2 separate regions of the Homo sapiens genome follow, and region 2 is linked to region 1. Evidence: chromatin loops called from intact Hi-C (ENCODE). Cell type or tissue: right lobe of liver. All regions are shown on one strand. Each heading gives the region's core, and the rest is flanking DNA. Links, peaks and the distances in the headings are about the cores only.

Region 1 (11,694 bases), core at 1,143-9,142:
GAACTTTCTGGTCTCTGGAGCTCATGCAGCCCATGCACATGGGACAGGCCCCAAGTGCTAGACCCTAGCTAGTGGCCATACTCTCCCACTGTGCCCCAGTGGGATTGGGCCCCGGGTGGCCACAGTTTTATGGTCTTCTTTCCCTTCCCTGTCTCACTTCTCCACTCTTCTATCAGGCAAATGAGTGCACTTTTAAAAAACCATAACCCCCTTTCTGTGTGGTTCCCAGGACCACCAACCACATAACCACTTGCACTTACTTCTGTCTTCACTTGGGGTCTGTTTCTGGGGGAGCCACGCCTACATGGGGGGCAGGCCAGGCACTGCACTGAGGGCCTGTCCCCATCACTGCCTGCAGGGAAGGTTCACAGAAGGAAGCGAGAGAGGATGCAGGCTGAGCTTACATATGCAGAGGGGAGGGAACAGAGGGCAGGGTGAACCAATTGATAACCTAAGGTTAAGACCAAACTCCTGGGAGAAAACAGATTGCCCATTGCTGAGTCAAAACAGAACAGCATGTCTTTGAGTTCACAGATTCCTCTTTTCTAGGCTATAGTAGGGCTGGCAACTTTGCCAGAAGGATTATCAGGACAATTTTTAAATGCCTCAGCACCCTGAGACAGTGAGCAGGGCAGTGTGCAGAAAGCTCACCCCACACCTGACTCTGGGCTCTTAAATCCTTCCCTTGGACCACACAGACGCTCCTGCAGAGCTCAGGAGCTTCCCTGCCCCAGGACCTGGAGCCACCTTCCAATCAAGGATAGAATCACAGCATTTTGGGGATGGAAAAACACGGAGGGCATCTCCTCCAAGCTCCATCTGAGGCATGAATCCCTGCACATCATGTCTGCAGCACCTTTCAAGGGAGCAAGAACAATGTGTACACATGCACACACGCAAACACATGCACACTCCGTGTGCTGCCCTGCATTCCTGGTCAATCCCCCCAGTGCTATTTGCCTTGTACAACACATGCACACATCAGCCCCACACAGATTAAGGGGATTAGCTCTTATCAAGAGCTTTGTATCTCCAAAGCTCTTATCAACATCAGCTAATTAAGCAGACAGCCCCCCTTCCCTTGGCTGAAGGGTATAGAAAGCACAGGACAAGAATTGACAAGACCTGAGTGCTAGTCCCACTGTGGGGGCATGTCTTCTTGTACAAGACACAGAGAAACAGGAAGCAGTTATTATGATACCCCACACAAGAGAAGAAGAAACAGAAAGTGTGAGGAACTTACCCAAGGCCAATCAGCTAAGCAGCAGCTGGGCTCAGCTGTGAACTTTGGTCTCTCCAACTCCAGAACCCGAGCTCTCTGAGTCACAACGACACATGGATATGAGTAATCATCCTCATTCTCACCAGCCAAGACCCCAATGGCAGAGACCAGCCCTCCAGCCTCAAATGGCTCTTTATCCCAGCAACCCCACCACTCACACACAGAACCCTGCTTAATACGAGGGTCACTGATTAGAAATGCTTTTTTCTCACACACACACTCGGGTTTGCACCATGTGCCCATGACCCTCCTCCCCTACCTACCTCACTCCTCTTTGTCCCTGTGTTCCCTGCCCCGCTCAGGGCTCTACACACGGTGGAAGCTCAGAGCTCTGGTATGGCCTCTGTCTGACCCACCCAGAGTCAGCAGGGAGCACTCTCCTGTCACAGACAAAGCCCCAAAGCCAGTTCCCATCCACCACAAAGTAGCCCGATAATGAGGGCTACACTGACAACTTCTAGTGTCAAGTCTAATAATTCCCTTTAACTGAGATCTTTTGCCTTCAGTGAAGTCATCAGTGGCTTTCAGGAAATGATCAGAAAAACCCTTTGGATTTCCACCTGTCATGGGGAATCCCACATGCTATACGTTTCATCATAGGGACTCAGGCTTAGTCAATTCTTTCAAATGTTGGCACCCCTTAACAAGGCTAATAAGATTTTTTTTTTTTTTTGCCTCAAAAGTCTTAATAGGATAGAAAATTTAAGGAAATCAATCAGTAATTAATTACCCATTAAATTATCTGCCCAGTATTATGAGGACACAGAAGTATTTAGTAAAATCCTTGCTCTCACGGAATGTAGAATGGATAATGAGAAAAACTAGCATTACAATGAGATAACAGCTGAACAGGCTTCCACACTACAAATATAGTAGGAAATTTATCATTCATTCATTCAACAAAGTGCCATTTAAACTCTACCAATGGTAAAGTCTACTATAGATGGACCCATGGTGGTTCACGGGCGGACGAGTTGTCCCACAGGGATAGATACGAGGTGTATCGCAAAGGAGATACATCACATAAGTAAGTGATACAGGACAAGGTAAAGTATGACAAGCATGTCAGGAGAAGAATGAATTAAGTATTACAGGAGCGGTACAGAAAAGATGGAATTACTAGGGAAGGCTTTGTGGAAGCAGCAGGACCTAAGTTACAATCGGCCCTGCAAGGAGGTAAGGGGTCACCAACTTTCTATCCCTAGGAGGGGGTGCCCTCAACCCAAAAGCACAGCACTCCCTGCACTGCACAAAAGAACTCAGGATTCATCTTAAGAAATCAGAAGCTAGCAGGTTCACACGCACTGGCTTCATCCCAGGTGGGGCGCACCAGGCCTGGAATTAGAGCACTCATCCGTCCAATGAACATTTCAGGAACACTGATGCTGCGGGGGAAGGGAGGAGGCACAGTCTCCGCCCCCACCGAGCTTATAGGCAGATGGGGGAGAGAGACAAGCAAACTCCACCAACAAGAGATGGATGAAGGGTTATACCACACACAGGAGTGTGCTGAACTGAGACTGGGGTAGTGGGCAGTGAGGGATTATGCACGGAGGAAGGGTGACTAAAATGAATCTTGAAGAACAGATGAGAGCTGGGTGTGCAGGCTGCAGCCGTGAAAGCAAATCATGATGATAACAGTAACAATTATGATACACCATTATCACCATTTTTTGAGCGCCTTCCTTGTCTTTTGCCAGAAACTGTACTTGGTATTTCACACACACACGTGCATGCATGCAGACACGCACACGTTAATGCTAATCATTTTTTAGTGTGTGTGTTCAGGATGCAAGTGATCCTTACAATTATACTGCATATTAAATATTATTGTTCCTCTTTGACAGATGGAGATACTAAGGCCCGAAGAGATGAAACCACTTTCTCACAGCCACACATCCAGTAATCAGCAGAGCTAGGATTCAAATCTCTCTACATCCTATCCGCTATTCCACACTTTGGAGCTACTGGGTGGAGTTCCTATGTGGCCTCCTGGACAAATGGGCCAAGGGAGTCATCGAGGGGCCAGAGTCCCTAGATCTCTGCACCCCAATCTAGAGTCCCAGGGGCTGAACGAAGGTGAGCTGACCCTCTCCTGGTTCTGCCTCGAGCTGTCAATCCAAATCAAAGTCTTGTCCGCTCACTGGGCCTTGGTTTCCTGTTGAAAACGACAGGACATGGGCCGGACGTTCTTTCAAGGCTCTTCCTGCGCTGACATTCTGAGACTCTGTGGTTCTCATGTAAAAGGCCTGAGCACCAATACAGAACCTGGTCAGAGAGTTTCCAATCAACATGTTTTGCTTGCACCCAGGCTTGTGACTCACTAGGCATAACCTGTAGCAAGAATCCCCTTGCTGGGGAGGGGGACCTCCCTAGGGCAGAATGGGCAAATCCCAGAGTTCCTGAAGCTCAAGACACTGCAGGCATTTCCTATTTCCTGCATCCTCCCTTCACTTCTCCTATCCTGTCGTTCCTTTGAAAACTTAGAGTGAGCTCCGCAGACCACAAAGAACATGCTGCACTGTCTTCTGGGCATGCCACTCCTGAATGACAGTGTCCCCTACCATCTGGTCTCTCACAGACTCCAAGCCCCCAGCCCACTGTGCTCTCCACCCTCCACTCCGGCTGCCTGGGCCAGCCCCAGGACAGGTGAGAGAGCTCATCAGCAGAAACCACGAAGCCAGACACCATCCCTGCGGCCACCCTCTCCCAGCAACACACAGCCATGCCACGTGTTCCGAGGCTTAGGGGGTTGGCATCCAGGAGTGCTGCACACAAGAATAAACAATCTCATCTCTGAGTGTATATTTTGTCTTCATTATGCCACTGTGAAGGTGTTAATATACAACTTACAACATATTAATCACCCCTCTAACTTCCAAACGCTAAATGCATCATTAACATTCATGTTTTCTTCAATTACTTGGCTGTTCTGGGGGAAGGGAGCAAATCAGCTCCTCACTGAGTCACTCTCCTGTGGAAGGCTCACGGATCATAATAGGCAGTCCAGGCCTCCACCTGTATTGTGGAATGAGAGACTCCTGCTCCGAGCATCGCCATAAAAACAAAGCGAAACCAAGAAGCGAGAGACAGGAGAAGGCAGATGGGGAGGGAAGGAGGGATGCACACAAGGAGGAATCCCATGCATATCAAAGGCTCACAGAGACCAATCAGTCTAAGCCCTGCATTTCATAAATGAGAGGACTGGGGCTCGGAGAGGGGAAGTGACATGTCCAAGATCACACAGCAGGTTAGTGGAGAGAGCCGAGGAAAGGAGGGACAGGAAAACCAAGTGTAGAAGAGGAAAGAAAAAGCAGTAGAAGGAGAAAGGGGTAGAAGGCAGGTCCATTAAGATGTGCAGGCTGGGCGTATGGCTCATGCCTGTAATCCCAGCAATTTGGGAGGCCGAGGCAGATGGATCACCTGAGGTCAGGAGTTCGAGACCAGCCTGGCCAACATGGTGAAACCGCATCTGTACTAAAAATACAAAAATTAGCCAGGCAGGTGGCACGCACCTGTAGTCCCAGCTACTCAGGAGGCTGAGGCAGGAGAATTGCTGGAACCTGGGAGGCGGAGGTTGCAGTGAACCGAGACCTCCAGCCTGGGCAACAGAGCAAAACTCTGTCTCAAAAAAAAAAAAAAAAAAAAAAAAAAAAGCAACTGCAAAGATGGGGGAAAAGGGAAAGCAGAGAGGGAAAAACAAAGGTAGGGAAAGCTACCTTTGGGAAAGGGGAAAGGGGGAAAATGTCTCAAACAGCCAGGAGTGGAGGCACATGACCATGGTCCCAGCTACTTGGGAGGCTGAGGCAGGAAGATCAGAGGAGCCCAGGAGTTTGAGGTCACCCTGGGCAACACGGCAAGATGGCAAAAACAAACAGCTCTAAAAAAAAAAAAGTCTGAAACAGATGCAAGCCCAGAACTGTCTTCGACTTCACCCCCACCTGCCTGCACCCAGATCCCCGAGGTGGGAGGGGCTGGGGGAAAGAGAGAAAACTCTGAGAGGGACCAAACAGGCCCAACTGAAGCAGGAGGGGAGGCGCTGGGAGCACGCAGGGTTGGGCCTCCACCCCAGGCTTCAGATTGAGCCAGACTAAATATGACATGCAATTAAAATGTCATTACCCCACAATTGTGCAATCCAAACTTCACTTGGAATTTGTTACAGGCACTGGTGGCTACAAAATCAATCTGCTATTGTATTTCAGCAAATCAGATTCAACACTCTCCCTGCCAGTGGGTTGCAGACTAGCTCTGAATGGAAGAGGAAAGAAAAAAAGGCTCCTGCTGGCAGGTCACTTTTGTATCCACAGGCCGCCAGCCAGCCAGGCCTATCCACCTTGAAGAAGGAGCATCCAAGGTCAGGAGACACAGGCGCTTCCAGAAGGGTGGGGCTGGGGGCAGAGGAGCAGGGCAGGAGGTAGCAGGGTCAGCTTCTGGGGCACCTTCTGGGCCCTGCAGAGACACAAGCCCTGACAGTTGTTTGCACCGTAGTTAAAAACCCATATGCTTCATCACAACCTACACAGTGCTTTGAAAGGCATCATTCTTGTGAGTCTCACAACTTAGAAGGGGGGTCACTGCTTCCTCCACAATGAGGAAAAAGCCCTAGAGGGGTGAGGATCACAACCAAGGTCACCTCTCAGTATGGGTAGGGGCAGAGACTGTGTTACTGATGACAGCATTTAGCCCTGAAAAATACACATGCGTGCACACACACACAGAGTGTGGCCAGTGGGGCTGGCCCCAAGAGCCTTTGTAAATGTGTCCTCTTAGCCTAGTGATTTTGAGTCTTAGCAAGTATTCCTTGCACTCCGCCTCCCAGATTTCTCCTTTTCTTCCTATACTTTTTGTATAGATGGGGTCTCACTGCATTGTCCAGGCTGGTCTCAAACTCCTGGACTCAAGCAAGCCTCCCACATTCTCTAAGCTCACTGCTGCACTCCCAGCTGGCTGGAAGCCTGCAGCAGCCTCATTGCTGGCCTCCTGACCTCAGCCTCTCCTATCTCTGACCTTACACACCTTTTCCAGAATCATCTTCTAAAATGCCACTTTGACCTTGACACTTCCTTGCTCAAAAACCTCGTACAGCTGCCTCTCTGGCTTCTGCTCCTTACCACACGACTGAAAACATTCCCTGCAAAAGCCCCATGACCTCCTCATTGCCCAGCGAAAGCTTTTCCACCCTCACCTGATTTGACTCCTCTCGGCAGCCACTGTCTTTTCCAATCTCTTCCAACTGGCAACCACCCCCTGGAATCCAGGGTCTCACCTGCCCTCGTTTTTCCCTCCACCTTCTCCAGTTGCTCCTCAGTTGACTTGCCAGGCTTTCTTCCCCAGATTGTTCTATAAATTCCTGTGTTTCCCAGCTCTTTCCTCTCTCATCTGCTCTCTGCTCTTCTTAAGTGACTATAAGTGACACAATCTGGGCCCGTGGCTTTGGCTGCATCTCTACCCAAATAAAGCCCAAATCTGTGTCTCACGCCCACACCCCTCTCCTGGATTCCACACCCCATCAATCAACTTCCTGCTGGGTGCTTCCATGTGGCCAGCTTACAGGCACCCCAAACTCAACATGGCAAAGCTGAATTTGTCATCCCCTTTCTGCCCCCAAATGGCCACTCCCCCAAATTCTTTCTATCTGAATGGCATTTCCACCCAACGTGTGGTCCTGGGAATCAGACTTGACTCCTCCCTCCCCTCACCCACCGTGCAGATGCCCACAGGGCCCTGCCCCAGCCCCTTCCCCAAGCTGCAAGCACCTGGGCTCTCTTCATGAAGGCCTTCTCCCGGCCTCCTGCACACCAACGTGCTGTGGTGCTAAACACAGGTGCCCCTCCCTGCCTCACTGTGCCATTGCTGATTCCCATGATCGCCCCTCAACCAAACCCGTTACAATACAAGTCATTTTCTCAGGGTGTACTTTTGGGGAAACCCAGCCTAAGGGCCCACCAATACTGAACCGGTCACCACCATGCAGTCCACTTCCTGAATGTCTCCCCGAAGCCTGTCCTCCTCCTCCTCCTCATTTCTCACCTGGACCACTGAGCCGAGCCTCCCAACTGGCATCCTTGCCTCTGGTCTTGCCCTGCTCCAAACCATCCTCTCATCCAATGAATTGTGGCATTCCCTTGCCATCTCCAGGAGACCACCCAAATTCCATCACCTTTGTGGCTTCTAAGCCCTCTGTGACCTGCTCTTACCTCCTGGCCACCCTAAACTCCTACCAGGCCCCTCCGGAACCCTCCATCCCCAGCCATACAGAATAGCACCCAGCCTCAAAACATGCAGATTCCCCTCCATGCCACTGCTCCAGCAGCACGCCCTGACTGGAACGCCCTTATCCTCCTCGGCCATCTGCAAACTCATTCTTAGCTGAAGCCTGAGCTCAAGGGCTGTTCCTTCTCTAAAGTCTTTCCACGGCCCCATCACTCCCAGTCACCTCCGTGGGAGAACTGCATGCCCTCCTCTCCATGCTCACAGCTCCTAACGACACACTTCTCCCCCAACACCTGCGGCACTCTCATGCACAACAGCTTTCCATCGTAAAATCCCCAGGGCCTAGCTCAGTATCTAACACTTAGTAGGTGCTTCTTAAACCTCAGTTGCCAGCATGAGCAGATGAATGGACGGAATGAGTGTGCTCACAGGCCTGTGGGAGGACACAGTTTCTCCCCTCGGGCTCTACCCCTGGCTTGGCCACTGTCTGATGCGGAATCTAGAGATGTCTGGCAGAGACCTTGTCTTTCCTTCCACAAATGTTTACAGCGCTATGTAAATAACTCTCCCTGGGGATGATACATGTGGCCATTCTGCCCTGGGCCTGCCATGGTCCATGCCAACTGGGCCGTCAGGGTGGCTGCTCAAGTGAGACGCTGAGGAGCGTGGGTCTGCAGAGGAGGGGCGTGGGGAGGGGATTTAATACAACACTGTACGAGGACAAATCTGGGCCCCATGCCATGAAAAACGTGAATCTGTCCTTGACTTCAGTGGCAAATGAGGCGTCAAAACATATCAAAATGCGATATTCAATAAATGGACGTATTTAATATTTTATGAGACTGGAAATCAGTTACTGAAGGTTTGAATGATAAATCAAGCACCAAGCAGATGAACTTTTTCAAGTGTCTGCACCTGAAGGGTATCATTTCTCAGGAAGGGAGATGGGAGGAAAGAGAGAAAAAGAGGGCAAGAACAAGAAGCCTATTAGAAAAGGCATAGAGACCCCAGGTACACCCTCTCCCCAGCCACCGCCTGTGCGGTCTTTCCCTGCTGCCCACCAGCCTCATTGACCTGGCACAACTAAAGAACTTTCTCCATCCTACCAAAACCCTGTAACTTCCTTTGGAATTCCATTTAAGCAGCTTCCCTGACCCATGATCCCTCTTGCACCAGGCCCACGGCAAGCTTGTGCCACCTCTCCACGCTCTGTGCCCAGCGTGGCTGAAGGGCAGGGGGTTTTACACATCTACCTCCCTGCTATGCTGTAAGCTCTCTGAGGATGAAAACAAGGCCTCCCTCACTTCAATATCCTCCAGGGCCTGGAATGTCCCTGACACAAGGTAGAACCACAACCCATGTAGAATTTGGACTGAAAGAGGAAGCTCTTGCAGCAAAAGCCATGGACAACAGCTACAGAGGACCCACCCCACTCAGACGCTAAGCTGGGAACTTGCTGATGGCTGTCACACTGCTTCTTGATGTCATCCTCGCAAAGACCCCATGCTGTAAGTAGTATTTGTCTTATTTAACTGATGAGGAAAATGAGGCTCAGAGAGATTTTGTCCCCTGTGCCTAATTCTATTCTGTACACTTGGAGAGGGCAGGAGACTGGCCCACCTACTGTTGTAAGGGCAGAGCAGTGTCAAGTCTTCAAACACTTTATTGCATGAGTGATGCTGGTGCCTAGCCTCCCTCAAATACTCGTTTTGATATTTAACAGCCATCACTGACAAGTAACACGTTCATCTTTCCCAGGGGTCCCTAACTTGGCCAGTCATCAGTATCACTTGGAAAGTTTTTTAAAATTCAGACTTGGCTGTGCTGTGCGCACTGGCTCACGTCTGTAATCTCAATACTTTGGGAGGTCAAGGCGGGAGGTTGCTTGAGCCCAGGAGTTCAAGACCAGCCTGGGCAACATTAAAAATTAGGCAGGTACGGTGGTGCACACCAGTGGTCCCGGCTACTCGGGAGGCTGAGACAGGATAATTTCTTAAAGCCAAAAGGTAGAGGCTGTAGTGAGCCATGATCATACCACTGCACTCTGGCCTGGGCAACAGAGTGAGACCCTGTCTCAAATACATATATATATCAGACTTCCAGGCCCCACTTCTGGCCATTCCAAGTAAGTCTGAGGCAAGGTCTGGCCATACACATTGTTTTCTCTTATTAAAGCTCTCTGGATGACTCTGACAAAGAGGCAGATTTGGGAACCACCAATGCAGCCCTGTAAATCTATCTGGATCTTGATTCTGTTTTCTCCAGCTCTGGCTTATCGCTAACAGGGGCTGGCTGGCCCCTTCCTGGGACAGGGCTTCTGCTGTTTCTCACCACTCCCATGTTCTCTTTTCTCATGAAATCCTCCCCTGTCTGTATTTGTCTTCAGGTCACAGTTCCCACTGCTGGGCGATGACTGTGACCCTCTCCTATCTGACTTTAACTTCCCAGGTCTGGGCACAAGCCCAGTGAGGTCTTAAACCTGCCGGCCAGCCCATCTGGAAAGCCACCTTGGTAGCATAGTTAGCTTTGTCCAAACGGTGCTTCCCCATTCCTGACCAAGATGAGTGTTACCTTTATTTAGTTCATGCCTTCCTGAGATAGGAAAAGCAATGCGATGCCCAGGGGGTACCACCTGCTAACAGAGGGCTCCCCACACCTCGGCACCTCTGGCATCTGGGGCCAGATCATTCTTTGTGGCAGGGCTGCCCTGTGCACTGTAGAATGTTAGTAGCTTCCAAACGAAGGGGGGCAGATCATTCTTTTTTTTTTTTTTTTTTTTTTTTTTGAGAAGGAGTCTCGCTCTGTCGCCCAGGCTGGAGTGCAGTGGCGCGATCTCGGCTCACTGCAAGCTTCGCCTCCTGGGTTCATGCCATTCTCCTGCCTCAGCCTCCCGAGTAGCTGGGGCTACAGGTGCCCGCCACCACGCCTGGCTAATTTTTTTTGTATTTTTAGTAGAGACGGGGTTTCACCGTGTTAGCCAGGATGGTCTCGATCTCCTGACCTCGTGATCCGCCTTCCTCGGCCTCCCAAAGTGCTGGGGTTATAGGCATGAGCCACCGCACCCGGCCAGGGGCTAGATCATTCTTTGTGGCAGGGCTGCCCTATGCATTGTAGGATGTTAGCAGCTTCCCCCACCTCCACCCACCACGTGCCAGTAGCACCCCCTCTACTTGTGGCAACAAAAATGTCCTCAGATATTGCCAAACCTTCCCCCCAAATGAAAACCAAGGAGTTAAGCCCCATCAAGGGGTATGACGCTTGAAGGCAAAGGACTTGTCTTTGAACCCAAGCCCTGGGCCCTATGCCCGGCATGTGTTTCTTTATTTTCAAGATGGGGTCAGGGACATCTTCCAGGGCAGGCTTGTCGTGAGGCGTAAATGAGACTGATTTAAATAAAGCAAGGTGGATGATCATGCCTAGTACAAACTGGAGAGAGTTTTCAAAGGAGGGCTGAAAGAAAATGCCCACAGGCAGTACTGTGCAGGTAAACTGGCTCTGAAAAAATAAACAACGAACTGCAGAAATAAAAAGCCCTGATTTGTAGTGTTTGCTGACTTCTATGGTGGAATACACCCAAGATGGCCAATTTCAAGCTGCCAGCCTGATGTCACTGAAGGCAGAATCAGGGAGAGATGTGCAGATTCACACTCTCGAGCCGACCAAGCCAATAAAGTAAGTGTAGCCTGGCAGGTGTGTGGCCTCAGGGAGAGGTGGGCCTGTGGCCCATGGGAAAATGCCTGCCCTACCCACAGGCATTCAAAGTCATTGCCAAGCCAAACAAAACAGCAGCATGTCTGCACATGACCTATCTGCCAGTGGGACTCAGTCTCCCCATTTGTGACCTCAGCTCTGGAGATTCCCCATCAGAAGATCATCCCTCTGCCACCTTCCTCCTTCTCTCCTACCTTCAGGCCTGTATCGTCAGATCTAGCACTCTAATATTAATAAGACACTGGCCGGGTATGGTGGCTCATGCCTGTAATCCCAACACTTTGGGAGGCTGCGGCAGGAAGACTGTTTGAGGCCAGGAGTTCGAGACCAACCTAGGCAACATAGTGAGACCTTATCTCTACAAAACATAAAAAAATTAGCCAGGCCTGGTGGTGCACATCTGCAGTCTCAGCTACTGGGGAGGCTGAGACGGGAGGATTGCCTGAGCCCAGGAGTCCAAGGCTGCAGTGAGCTATGACTGCACC
Region 2 (11,694 bases), core at 1,877-9,876, 54 kb after region 1:
TATTCAAAGGCTGTGGAAATCTCCAGCCCTAACATTTCCGCATTAATATCCATTTAAGGCTGAGGCCAAATAAAGATCTTCCCAGAGGCGTGGAAGGGGGGAAGGAGGAAGATGAAATCCTTAGCAGACAGAAAGGACCCACAGAAAATCCCCCACGAGATCATACCATCCCCACTGCTCTTCCACTGAAGTAGATGTTAAAGCTTTTTAATTATTGTCATTAACATCACTGAATGCTTATTATGTGCCAGATACTGTGCTAAGCAATTTAAAAGCCATGATCTCATTTAATCCTCACAACCCAATAAGGTAGCCACTATAATTATCCCATTTTATAGATGAGGAAACTGAGGCACCGAGTGATCTAAGACCACTCAACTAATGAATGGAGGAGCTGAAATTAGAACCTCAATTTGACTCTTACTATCATACTGTCTCTTGTGTGTGCCTGATGGAAACACTCTTTCTTCCCAGACTTGTATATAAGTCTAGCTATACCATATACACACATATACATACTATATTCAGTTTACTTCCGTATATCACTGTGAAGGAGACTCATTGATGAATTCAACGGGGACACTGTGTAGGCTCCCTGCTACACCCAGAGCACTGCTGTGTGGCCAGCATAACAAATGCGGGGCTAGGTCCCCTGTCTATCATGACCTTAAAATCTGCTTGGAGGCCAGGCACAGTGGCTCACTCCTGTAATCCTAGCACTTTGGGAGGCCAAGGCAGGTGGATCACCTGAGGTCGGGAGTTTGAGACCAGCCTGGCCAACATGGTGAAACACCATCTCTACTAAAAATACCAAAAAAATTAGCCGGGCGTGGTGGCACACACCTACAATCCCAGCTACTTGGGAGGCTGAGGCATGAGAATCCCTTGAACCCGGAGGTGGAGGTTGCAGTGATCCAAGATCGCAACACTGCACTCCAGCCTGGGCAATAGAGTGAGACTGTCTCAAAAAAAAAAATCTGCTTGGAAAACTGGGCATATATTCAAAACAATGCCACACCAACACAAGGAGTACAGGAATGTCACTGCTAGGGACTCAACTTTCTCCTGAGATACAGAAGGAAACCAGAAGACCTCAAAACAAACCAGAGAGACCCTCTCAGGCCTCCCTCTCAGGCCTCCCTCTAATAGGCCTGTCTCCTCTCGCTGCTGGTGTAATGCAGATACAGTTAATATGCATTAAACGCAGAACACAGAAGAGGCAGGCATGCTGGCAAAAGTAAGAGGCAACTGACAAAATGAAGAGGAAAACATAAAAAGGTGATAAAGAACTCAAGAAGTCAGCAGTCTTGGGCCACTTGGTGTGTGGGAAAACAGAATCACCTACTTGCCCCAGAAGTGTCTATTAGTGCACAGGTAGTAGCTGGTGTTTATAATAATGACCCTGAGTAATGAAAAAATGATCAAACCATGTTCTGTGCATGTTGTTTTGGAAGGCCTGCATACTTTTCTTATATCCATTTGGATAGAAATATTTCATTAAAGTGGCCAAAATAATTTTTGTTAATGTTTTGGTGATGAAAGAGGTAAGTTAGATTCTCCTGAGATGCCAGCTGAAATACAGATTCCAATGTGTAATGAAACATCCAGCTGGTCAGGACTAGGAGTCCCTGGTGGACAGGAATAGGTTCTGTCTGGCCCACTCTGCTCAGTGCCCAGCATGGGTAAGCACCCAACAAAGGATGGCTGTCACCAGGATGCTGGTGCCCACGAGCTCATTTATCCACAGCCAAGAGATTAGCCGAAGCGAGGGAGTCTGGGACCCCTCCAAAGCTAGTCCTGGGGAACCATGGATCTCACTTCCCCAGCTCCTTTGAGGCCAAGCTTAGGGCAGAATTGCCACCTAGTAGCCTCAGCAGGCCTTTGCTATGCCACGAAGGTCACCACTCCTGGGCTTCTCAAGAAAGGGTCCTAATCTAAGTTGTCAGCAGCCAACCCCCAGCTGAGAACAGAGAAGGCTTCTCCATCTCCCTTGGCCTGGTCCTAAATAGCTCTGGTCACTTGCTGCCAGGGAAGATGACGGGAAGAATAAACACAGCAAAAATATGAGTGCCCTTCAGCATCACCATGGTGAGGCCTTATCAAGGATCTCAGCAGTCTGGGTAAAACCAACATTCACTGGTAATGAGCCAGAGCAAAAAAAAGAGTAAGACACAAGAGAAGGTCCAATCTATGCAACCCATACCATGTCCAGAAGGGGAAAACTCTTGCTCACGTTCAGTGTGAACCTAAAATGCCCCCCAACCCTCTCTATAAACTAAATACGCGCAATTGTCACTTGTATATAATCTACTCACTTTGTTAATTTTCCATCATTTATGTTGTGTATAAATGCCTGTCTCTTGTGTGTGCCTTCATCAGCACAACTGTCAGAACTGAACACATCTGTGAGGGTTTTTTTTGTTTTGTTTTGGTTTGGTTTGGTTTTTGAGACGGAGTCTCGCTCTGTCGCCCAGGCTGGAGTTCAGTGGCGTGATCTCAGCTCACTGCAACCTCTGCATCCTGGGTTCAAGCGATTCTCCTGCTTCAGCCTCCCGAGTAGCTGGGACTACAGGCGCACACCACCACACCCAGCTAATTTTTTTGAATTTTTCGTAGAGACAGGGTTTCACCATGTTGGCCAGGATGGTCTCAATCTCCTGACATCATGATCCGCCCACCTCGGCCTCCCAAAGTGCTGGGATTACAGGCGTGAGCCACCGTGCACAGCCTGAGGGTTTTAACTTACTTCATATAGGAAAAGGAGCTGACATTATAGAATACCTACTATAGTACTGACACTTCATGTGCTTTATCTCATTTAACCTCATAACAGCCCTCTCAAGTAGATATTATTTCCATTTTACACATAAGAAAACTGAGGCTCAGAGAGGTTAAGTAACTTGCTCAAAGTTGCACAGCTTGTAAGTGTCAAAACAGAGATTCTGTTTCAGGTCCCTTGACTCTGACTCTAAGGACCACTGTCGATTACTTCTTTTTTTTTTTTTTTTTTTTTTTTTGAGACGGAGTCTCGCTCTGTCGCCCAGGCTGGACTGCAGTGGCCCAATCTCGGCTCACTGCAAGCTCCGCCTCCCTGGTTCACGCCATTCTCCTGCCTCAGCCTCCCGAGTAGCTGGGACTACAGGCGCCCGCCACCGCGCCCAGCTAATTTTTTTTGTATTTTTAGTAGAGACGGAGTTTCACCGTGTTAGCCAAGCTGGTCTCGATCTCCTGACCTCGTGATCCGCCTGCCTCGGCCTCCCAAAGTGCTGGGATTACAGGCGTGAGCCACCGCGCCCGGCCCGATTACTTCTTGATGTTATCACCAGCAAAAGAGCTGACAGAAGCCTCTCTCGTGGCAAATCTGGGGATAAAGAAGACCCCTTCCAGATTCAGACGAGAATGCTGCTCATTTTCAGCCTGAGCCTGGCTGGTATTTCAGGGGCTGACTTAACATGATGAATGGGCTCAGGGCACACATGAGATGTAATACGTCTTGATTTAGGGAAGCGCTAGATAGGTCGTCTGATGAAATTTTACTTGCAAAATTAATTCAGATTGTCTTGGCTGAGTACTCCCATCACCCAGACAGCAGGAGAGGCTGGGAAACTGCAAACAAGTGGTCAAGAGAAGAGGCTGCGGTGGACAGGACAGCAGCAGCCAGGGCAGGCACAGCCTGTGAGGAGACTGGATGGCAGGAGGTACCGTTTTCTTCCCCCAAGGCAGCGGACCTAGAGCGTGCAGCAGAAAGACTGCAGGCAGAGGGAAGGGATGGTGTGCTGAACACGAGAGTCCTCGGGGGGGACAGGAGAGGCAAGGGAGGGGCTCCTTCTGAATTCTATCCGGTCCTCCAGTGCACTAATGGAGCCACAAGAGAAAGACAGTCAGCCCTGGGTCCCTGAATGCTGCCATCAAGCAGGCTCCAAGGACAAGCTGCCTGCTGTGAGTCAGGGTAACAGAAGCCTCAGTCAGGCCAGGTTTGCAGCAGGAGTCAGAGGTCGGTGCCTTCTGTGGGCAGGAGGAGACTGGACGGGTCAGCTCAGGAGGGATGTTAACTCACACCAAGAAAGGGAGGCAAGCAGCTGCCCGCTGTCAGGAGGGAGGCCAGAACCCAGGTAAGGGTGACAAGGCGAGGGGAAGGAGACTGACTAATGAGGAGGAATGAGAGGCCCCGCGCAGAGTTGAGCTCAACTGACATAGAGGGCGGGGACGTGACTGCCAGTCACAATTAAGGAAGGAACGGAGAGGAGATGGATTACTGTAATTATGAACCTATGGAGCACAGTTTTAAAAACGTGTTCCTCTTGTGTATATGCAGGAGGTGACAGGAGGGTGCTTTTTTTTCCTCCTAAAGCAAAGGACGGGTTAAGCCCATTCCCAAGACAGGTGTTACCCAGTAAGTTGAGGACCCTGGGGTCTTAGAGAGATCAGGTGGGCCGAAAGGAAACCAGGCTGATCCAAAAGAACGTAGGCGCACCCAAGAAACCCTAAACGCACCCCTCTGGAGTGGCAGGAGGTGAGTGGCACTGACTGGGGTCAGGGGTGGAGGGCAGGTAGGTGCTGCCTCCCGGATGCATGTGGAGTTATCCTTGCGAAATGACTTGATCTGACTTACATTTTAAAAGCTTTACTCTGGCTGTGATGTGAAGAACAGACTGGGGGAGTGGAGAGAGGACAGGTGGTCTGGATGAGGATGGGAGTGAGCAGAAGGTGACAAGTGGTTAGATTTGGGGTATTTTTGAGGGCAGAACAAACAAGACTGAGGAACTGGAAATGGGGTATGAGACAAAGAAAGGACTCATGGGTGAATGCATGCATGCATGAATTCCCTCCTGGACTGCGCTGTGACAGGGGCCGGGGGACACTGATCCTTCCCTCCCCCAGGCTTACCAGCACTCCCCGCCATCTTCTCTTCAATGTAAACCTTGACCTAAAGCTGCCCTCCCTACCAGGTGATCATTCCCTCTAACCCACATTAGACGGCGCTCTGTGTGCTGGCATGGCAACCTTGCCACCTCCTGAAAATGCATTTCCATGAGAAGAACTGGTTTCAAGTAGCCGACAGTCTAACATGTAAGTAAACCATTAGAAATATGACCTGTCTGTGGTGAGAAGTGCCTGTGTCAACCTGGTCATTGCCCCAGTTGTCACATCCAAGACAAGGCATTTTCTGTTGCTCCCAAGACGCGTGGCCCCAGCATGGCCATGATTCTTGGTGGCAGGGACATCAATAATGACGGTGGGAAGAAGCCCCAAGGCCTCTGAGGACAAGGATGAAGTAAAAGGAATTTGCAAACTTTGTGCCACCCGCAGCTTTCCTGAGAAGTCGAAAGGACCCTGGGCAGAAGGAGGGCAGACCTCCCCTCTGCCCCTCCTCCACCTCACCACCTGGGCATTGGATGTGTCTCGGTCCCATTTGCCAGATAAGAAACTCCCCAGAAGTGGGTAGGTCGGGAAAGGCAGGCGGACCGTGAGGGAGAAGACGACCGCTGTGTGCATCTGGTGGCAGCCTCAGCCCCAGAGCAAATTTTACTGAGTGAAGAGGAGAAAGTGTGTGAATGCTGGCTCGGCGAGTACATAAGCAGCCCGGTAGAAAGCTTTTTTAGCAAGCTCTATGCAAATCAGACTTGGAGAAACAAAAGCCAGACCTATGCCTGCTGTGTCAGCTCCAGAGCCACGTTTCCACTTCTCATCTGGCCCTTGCTGCCTCACAGTGGCTTCTGGTTCACCAGCCAGTAATGAGAGCTCCCAGACCTAATGCATAAACAGGAAGCCACTTGCTGGGTTTTGCTTTTGGACAGCCAGCAAAAAGCATAGGGCTCTCTGGGGCATGCCGCCTCCATTTGCAGGAGTTAAGCCTGAAGTCATGGGAAACATGGATAGATAACATGGTGACCTGCGCGTGCAGGGCCTGGAGGACATCTGGGCAGCAGCCTGTGGTCTCGGGCTGCAGAGCGCCTTCTCATGCCTCACAGGCTTCAGAGGCAACCAGCTTCTGTGGACTCGCATGGACTACCTTTACGGGATGCCTGTGTGGGAGTGTGGTTGCGGTCTCCCTCTGCCTACCTCCTCCAGTGCCGTCCTCACCACACCCACCAGGCAGGGCAGACATTCCTCATTTGGAAAGAGGGGAACAGATGCACATGGACTCTCCAACTGACTCTCAAGAGACTGGAAGGGGCCAGGCGCGGTGGCTCACGCCTGTAATCCCAGCATTTTGGGAGGCCAAGGCAGGCAGATCACTTGAGACCAGGAGTTCGAGACCAGCCTGGCTAACATGGTGAAACTCCGTCTCTACTAAAAACACAAAAATCAGCCAGGCATGGTGGCGGGCGTCTGTAATCCCAGCTGCTCTGGAGGCTGAGGCAAGAGAATCGCTTGAACCCGGGAGGCGGAGGTTGCAATGAGCAGAGATCGCGCCACTGAACTCCAGCCTGGGCGACAGGGCGAGCTCCTGTCTCAAAAAAAAAAAGAAAAAGAAAAAGAAAAAAAGAGAGCGACAGAGAGAGACTGGAAGGAAAAGGAAGCCAAACCTCTCCCCTTGACTTCATACCACTCACCAGTTTGGGGAGTGTGGAGAGAAAGTCCCAGGAAAACACCTAAGCGGAGGCAGGAGCCCATGCAGGGGCTGCAAGGTTGGGAGACATCGTCATCCAATGCTGAGGCCTGACCCCACCTGCACTTACTACGCCAGGAGATGCTGCATGGGCTTTCACAGCTAAAGATAGTTAATTGCTACCAGCATCTATCCAGAGCGGTTTTAGAACATAAACCTTGTCTGCCAATGATATCCTGGGTTCAGAAACTCATCTGTAGACTTAACAGATATTTTTGCTGGTCCCATTTGGGCCCAACTCCAGTTTTGAAACTTCATCTATTCATCTGCCTTTCACTTAGGCAGCCTTATGGGTGCCTACAGCACAGGGCTACTATAGATGCTGTGGGTGGGGGTGTGAGTGGGTGGGGGTGTGAGTGGGTAGGGGTGTGGAACCTTTAACATCATCCACAAGTGTCCCCAAATCCATCTTAGTCTCATCTGCACCAGCCTCCAAAGTGGCTTCTCTGTTTTGTTTTTTTAAATCCTGCCAAGTCTCAGGAGGCTTCTCTGTTTTAAAGCCTGACCTTGACACTGTGACTTGAACCTTCCCAGTCCTCCTCTGTCCCCCTCCACTCTGTCAGCATTGAGAGGGCACACTCTACTCCGGAGAGAGACATCTCAGGGCACAAGTGACATACAGGCAGGCAATTTACAGCTCCTGGGCTTGCTCTGCATCCAGCAGTGCTGCAGTCTGCACCCCCAGCCTGCTCCCTAACCCCTTTTAACTTCCCCTCCCCTCCCCAGGCCCATAGGGCTCTCTGCTCACAGCTCCAGGCCCTGAGGAGGCCAAGTGCAGTTTGCGAGTTCCAAATATAACCCCTGAGTTCAGGTCAAACCTTCTTTTCCCTACAGCCTCTTGGAAAATGAACCAGTTTCTCATTTTTCCAGGCCCAGGTCAAGTTCCTGCAAGTTCAGAGACTTTAAATCCCTTTTGTTCCCCTCTCTTTCCACATCCTCCCTTTCCTTCTTCACTCTAGCCCACTCCCCACTTCTCCTCTGAAAATGTTCTCCCCTTGGTCAACAGTGGCTTTGGAATGATAGATCCCAGCCTCCCGTGACTTCCTAGTGGCATATGACAGGGTTGGCCCCTCCTCCCACTCTTCCTTCCTCTGGGTGTCCCCAGTGCCACATCTCCTGGTTTCCTCCTGTTCCCCTGTCTCTTCAGAAGGCTCCTGTCCTGGACCCTCCAACACTGACTCTCAGAGTTTCACCACTGGCCCTGTTCCTTGTCACTCCACACACACACTGGCTGGGCAAGTTCATCCAAACCCTTTACCTACTGCCTATGGGCCGATGGCCCCAAATCTTTATATCCAGCATCTTTTCTATCTAGAAGGTAACTGGAGATGCATAATTACAGCCCACTCTAATCTCTCCTTTGCAGATAACCCCAATCCTTTGTCCCTTCCTCCCTTCTTTTTTTTTTTTTTTTCTTTTTTTGAGACGGAGTCTCACTCTGTCCCCCACGCTGTAATGCAGTGGCATGATCTTGGCTCACTGCAACCTCTGCCTCCCGGGTTCCAGTGATTCTCCTGCCTCAGCCTCCCGAGTAGCTGGGATTACAGGCACCTGCCACCACGCCCAGCTAACTTTTGTATTTTTAGTAGAGACAGGGTTTCACCATGTTGGCCAGGCCGGTCTCTAACCCCTTACCTCAGGTGATCCACCCGCCTTGGCCTCCCAAAGTGCTGGGATTACAGGCATGAGCCACCACGCCTGGCCTCTCCCTTCTTTTTTACTCCCCTGGCTAAATCCCAAGTCGAGCTAAACCCAGCTATCCACCCTCTCCATGCCTGCACCAGCGACTGAACGTTCCTGTAGAAAACCACAAAGCCAGTTTGACTCCTTGCATTTTCAACTTACAACCACAAGCTCTAGCCAGGCCCTCAACAGCATCCTGTGCCCTCCCTACAGACGCAGTAAAGTTGTCACTTTATTCCCTCAGGCTGCCATGGTATGCTTTTCCCTGCACCTCAGCCTCCCCAACACCCTCAGCTCATTGCCTTGTCTCTCCATCCATCAGAAAACAAGGTGTTGGGGAAAGCCCTCAAATTGTTTTTCCTCTGCTCTCCATCCCAACAATCCCCAACACAGAAGACTTCTGTGACCAAATGTGTGGGGGTGGGGTGGGGGGTTCTCCCCACCATCAAGCAATCAGCTCTGCAGCAGACACCAATGGGGTATCCTCCAATTCAACTCCAACACTGTCTACCTGGAGATAAACTCAGATCCCACTGGGTGAGGGCTCAGTCCCAAGACTGCCCTCCACAGCCAGACACCAGTTGCAAGTCCAGGCCCCGGGGGAAATTCTGGCCACCCAGCTTCAAGTTGAGATTCCCACCACCCACCTACTCTTTGAGTTTGATTAATTTGCTGGAGTGGCTCACAGAGCTCAGGGAAACACTTACTTATGTTTACAGTTTATTATAAAGGATATTACAAAGGATACAGATGAAGAGATACGTAGGGTGAGGTATGGGGGAAGGGCCGCAGGGCTTATATGCCCTCCCCAGGCACCACCCTCCAGGAACCGCCACGTGTTCAGCTATCCAGAAGCTCCCAGAACCTGGTCCTCCTGGGCCTTTTATGGAGACTTCATTGGATAGACGTGACTGTTAACCACATAAAATTTTATTTATTTATTTATTTATTTATTTATTTTACAGAGTCTCACTCTGTTTCCCAGGCTGGAGTGCAACGGTGTGATCTCGGCTCACTGCAACCTCTGCCTCCCAGGTTCAATCGATTCTCCTGCCTCAGCCTCCCGAGCAGTTGGGACTAAAGGCGCCCACCACCACGCCCAGCTAATTTTTGTATTTTTAGTAGAGACAGGGTTTCGCCACATTGGCCAGGCTAGTCTTGAACTCCTGGTATCGAGCAATCTGCCCACCTCAGCCTCCCAAAGTGCTGGGATTGCAGGCACAAGCCACCATGCCCGGCCAACAACCATGTAAAAATTTAATTGGACAAAAAGGGTATGATCTGGATGCAGAACGGCCTGCCTGTTCAGATTCTTCTTGGCCTCTCTCTGCAGCATTCCTTCCTCCTGGGTATGAGGGCGGGACCCACTCTGGAATAAAGGTTTCATGACCCATAGTCAGATCAGAGTCTTGCCTTGGGCAGGTGAAAAGCGGGCAGGAGAAGGTCAGAGACAGAGAGATTCTGTTTACAGTAACAAGGGCTATGGGAGTTATGAGCCAGGGACCGGGGATGAAAACATACATATACAAAAGCAAACAGGAACTCGTTAACTTCCCACCACCAAATCTACCGGCTTCCCTCACTCTCATCTCATGTTCTCTGCCCTCCCTCCATGTATGTTGGGAGAAGTGTTCCTGCTCCCATAAGAGGCCAAACCATTCGTCTCGTGAATCCCAGCCCCTGACCTTCTCAAGGCCTTCATTCTGGAAGTCACCCTTCTGTTCTGAGTTATCCATGAATACCCCCACATTAGATCATGCCCTTCACTGTGCACTCATGCATGCTCCGCTGTCTCCTGCCCTTACAAATGAAAGACCCCACTCAGCCCTGCATGCCCATCCAGCCACTGCTCTGTGCACCTGCTCCTGTGCACAGTACTCCTCAAAGAACGGTTTGTGCCCACTCCTCCGTTCCTCTCCTCCCACTCACTCTCCAACCACCCCAGTCTGGCTTCTTATCCAGGTCACCAGTGACCACCTCACTGTTGTCAAACCCTCCACTCATGTCTGTATGCTTCTCCCGTGTGACTCCCGGGGCCTCAGGACTCACCTGGCCTCTGTCCTGTCTGTGGCGCCACATCCACCCTGGCTTGCCTCCTCCCTGGCCACTCCTCCTCCATGTCCACTGCAGGGCTCCCCGCCTCTGCCCGACTCTAACATTGGCATACCCCAGAATGCCATCCTCTGCCCCTCCTCAATATCTGTATCCCCTCCTACATTGCCTCTTCCTTTCCTCTTAAACACCGATGACTCCCAGATTACATCTCCAGCCCTGACCCTTCACCCTGCCGAGAGACTGATGATATCCAACTGCTGACGCCATCTCTCTGCTGAGTTGTCTAATCAGCATCGGCTCAAAGGAGAACCCCACCCCACCCCCCAACTCACCCCACCCCCACCAACCCCTGTTCTTACTCAGTCTCATCTAACAGCCCCATCCTCCTCCCACTCACTCCAGATCCTTGATCCACCTCTTCCTTTCAGCCCTGCGGCAGCAGCAACCTGGGATGCCAAGTCCAAAGGCACCAGCACCATTGCATCTGTCTGCTCTGCCACCACCCCTGGGTGTAAGCCCCTTCTTCCCCCTGTGACGCTGCACCAGCCTCCTGAATAGCCTCCCACTCCCACTCCTGACCCTCTGCCGCCCATTCCCCGCAACCAGGCAGCCACAGCAATTCTGTTAAAATGTAAATCAGACCATGGGATCCCTCTGCTCAAATTCCTTTAATGGCTTTTCATTGCACTTAGAACCAAACCCCTTGCAAGTGACAGAAAACGCAACTCAAACTGCCTTAAATGATAAAGAGTAATTTATTGATAGCAAAATGGCTGAGGCTGCCGTCTACCTCGCAGGTTCACATCTCAACATCCAGCATAGCCTTTTTCTAAGGGCCACAAAGGGGCTGCATAGACTGGCAGCAGCCTGGCCGTTCAGTTGATTCCTTGGTCCCTAGGGGCTCTGTCCTCCTTGAGGATTCCATTGTGTCCCCTGTCTGCAGCAGCTGCCCACCTCTCCCACTCCTTCTCTGCACCCCAGATCTCCCAGGGGCCCACGACCCGCCCTCAGCCTCTGCTTGTCTTGTCCCAGGCCCCTGCTGTGAGCTGAGCAGCGTTTTACTGTTGCACACGCCCTAGCCAGGCTCCGGGAGGGGGTGCCTGCTGTGCCCCTCCCTATCCTGTCTCTGCCCTCACCTCTTACAGGAAAGGGGCCTGCACACAGGTGCCACTGCAGCCCCCCGTGAAGGGCTCACTCCTTGTTTGTTAGTGTGTGTGTCTGTCCACATCAACAATGGTACCACACGGGGACATGTTCCTTCTATTAAAGAACAGCCAAGGCCGGGCGCGGTGGCTCACGCCTATAATTCCAGCACTTTGGGAGTCCAAGGTGGGTGCATCATG

What was found. Peaks named below come from ENCODE experiments on the same cell type or tissue, not always from the same donor. Only the 100,000 strongest peaks of a DNase experiment are listed, where the experiment ranks them.
Region 2: it touches region 1 in a loop (1.9-fold over the local background); 2 of 110 quality-filtered maps call a loop at or near these places.

Annotation. Positions count from the first base shown.
Region 1 is chr11:120,602,761-120,614,454 of GRCh38, reverse strand. All of the region lies in intron 1 of GRIK4 (glutamate ionotropic receptor kainate type subunit 4), which reads right to left. Among named protein-coding and RNA genes, the nearest start is that of GRIK4, 97 kb to the right of the region's middle. RefSeq lists enhancers at 1,093-1,432, 3,938-4,451, 4,750-5,473. In right lobe of liver, for the core only: no CTCF peak of the experiment used is centred there; DNase peaks (open chromatin) are centred at 1,294 and 5,354; H3K27me3 peaks cover 597 bases.
Region 2 is chr11:120,549,341-120,561,034 of GRCh38, reverse strand. All of the region lies in intron 1 of GRIK4 (glutamate ionotropic receptor kainate type subunit 4), which reads right to left. Among named protein-coding and RNA genes, the nearest start is that of GRIK4, 43 kb to the right of the region's middle. In right lobe of liver, for the core only: no CTCF peak of the experiment used is centred there; no DNase peak of the experiment used is centred there.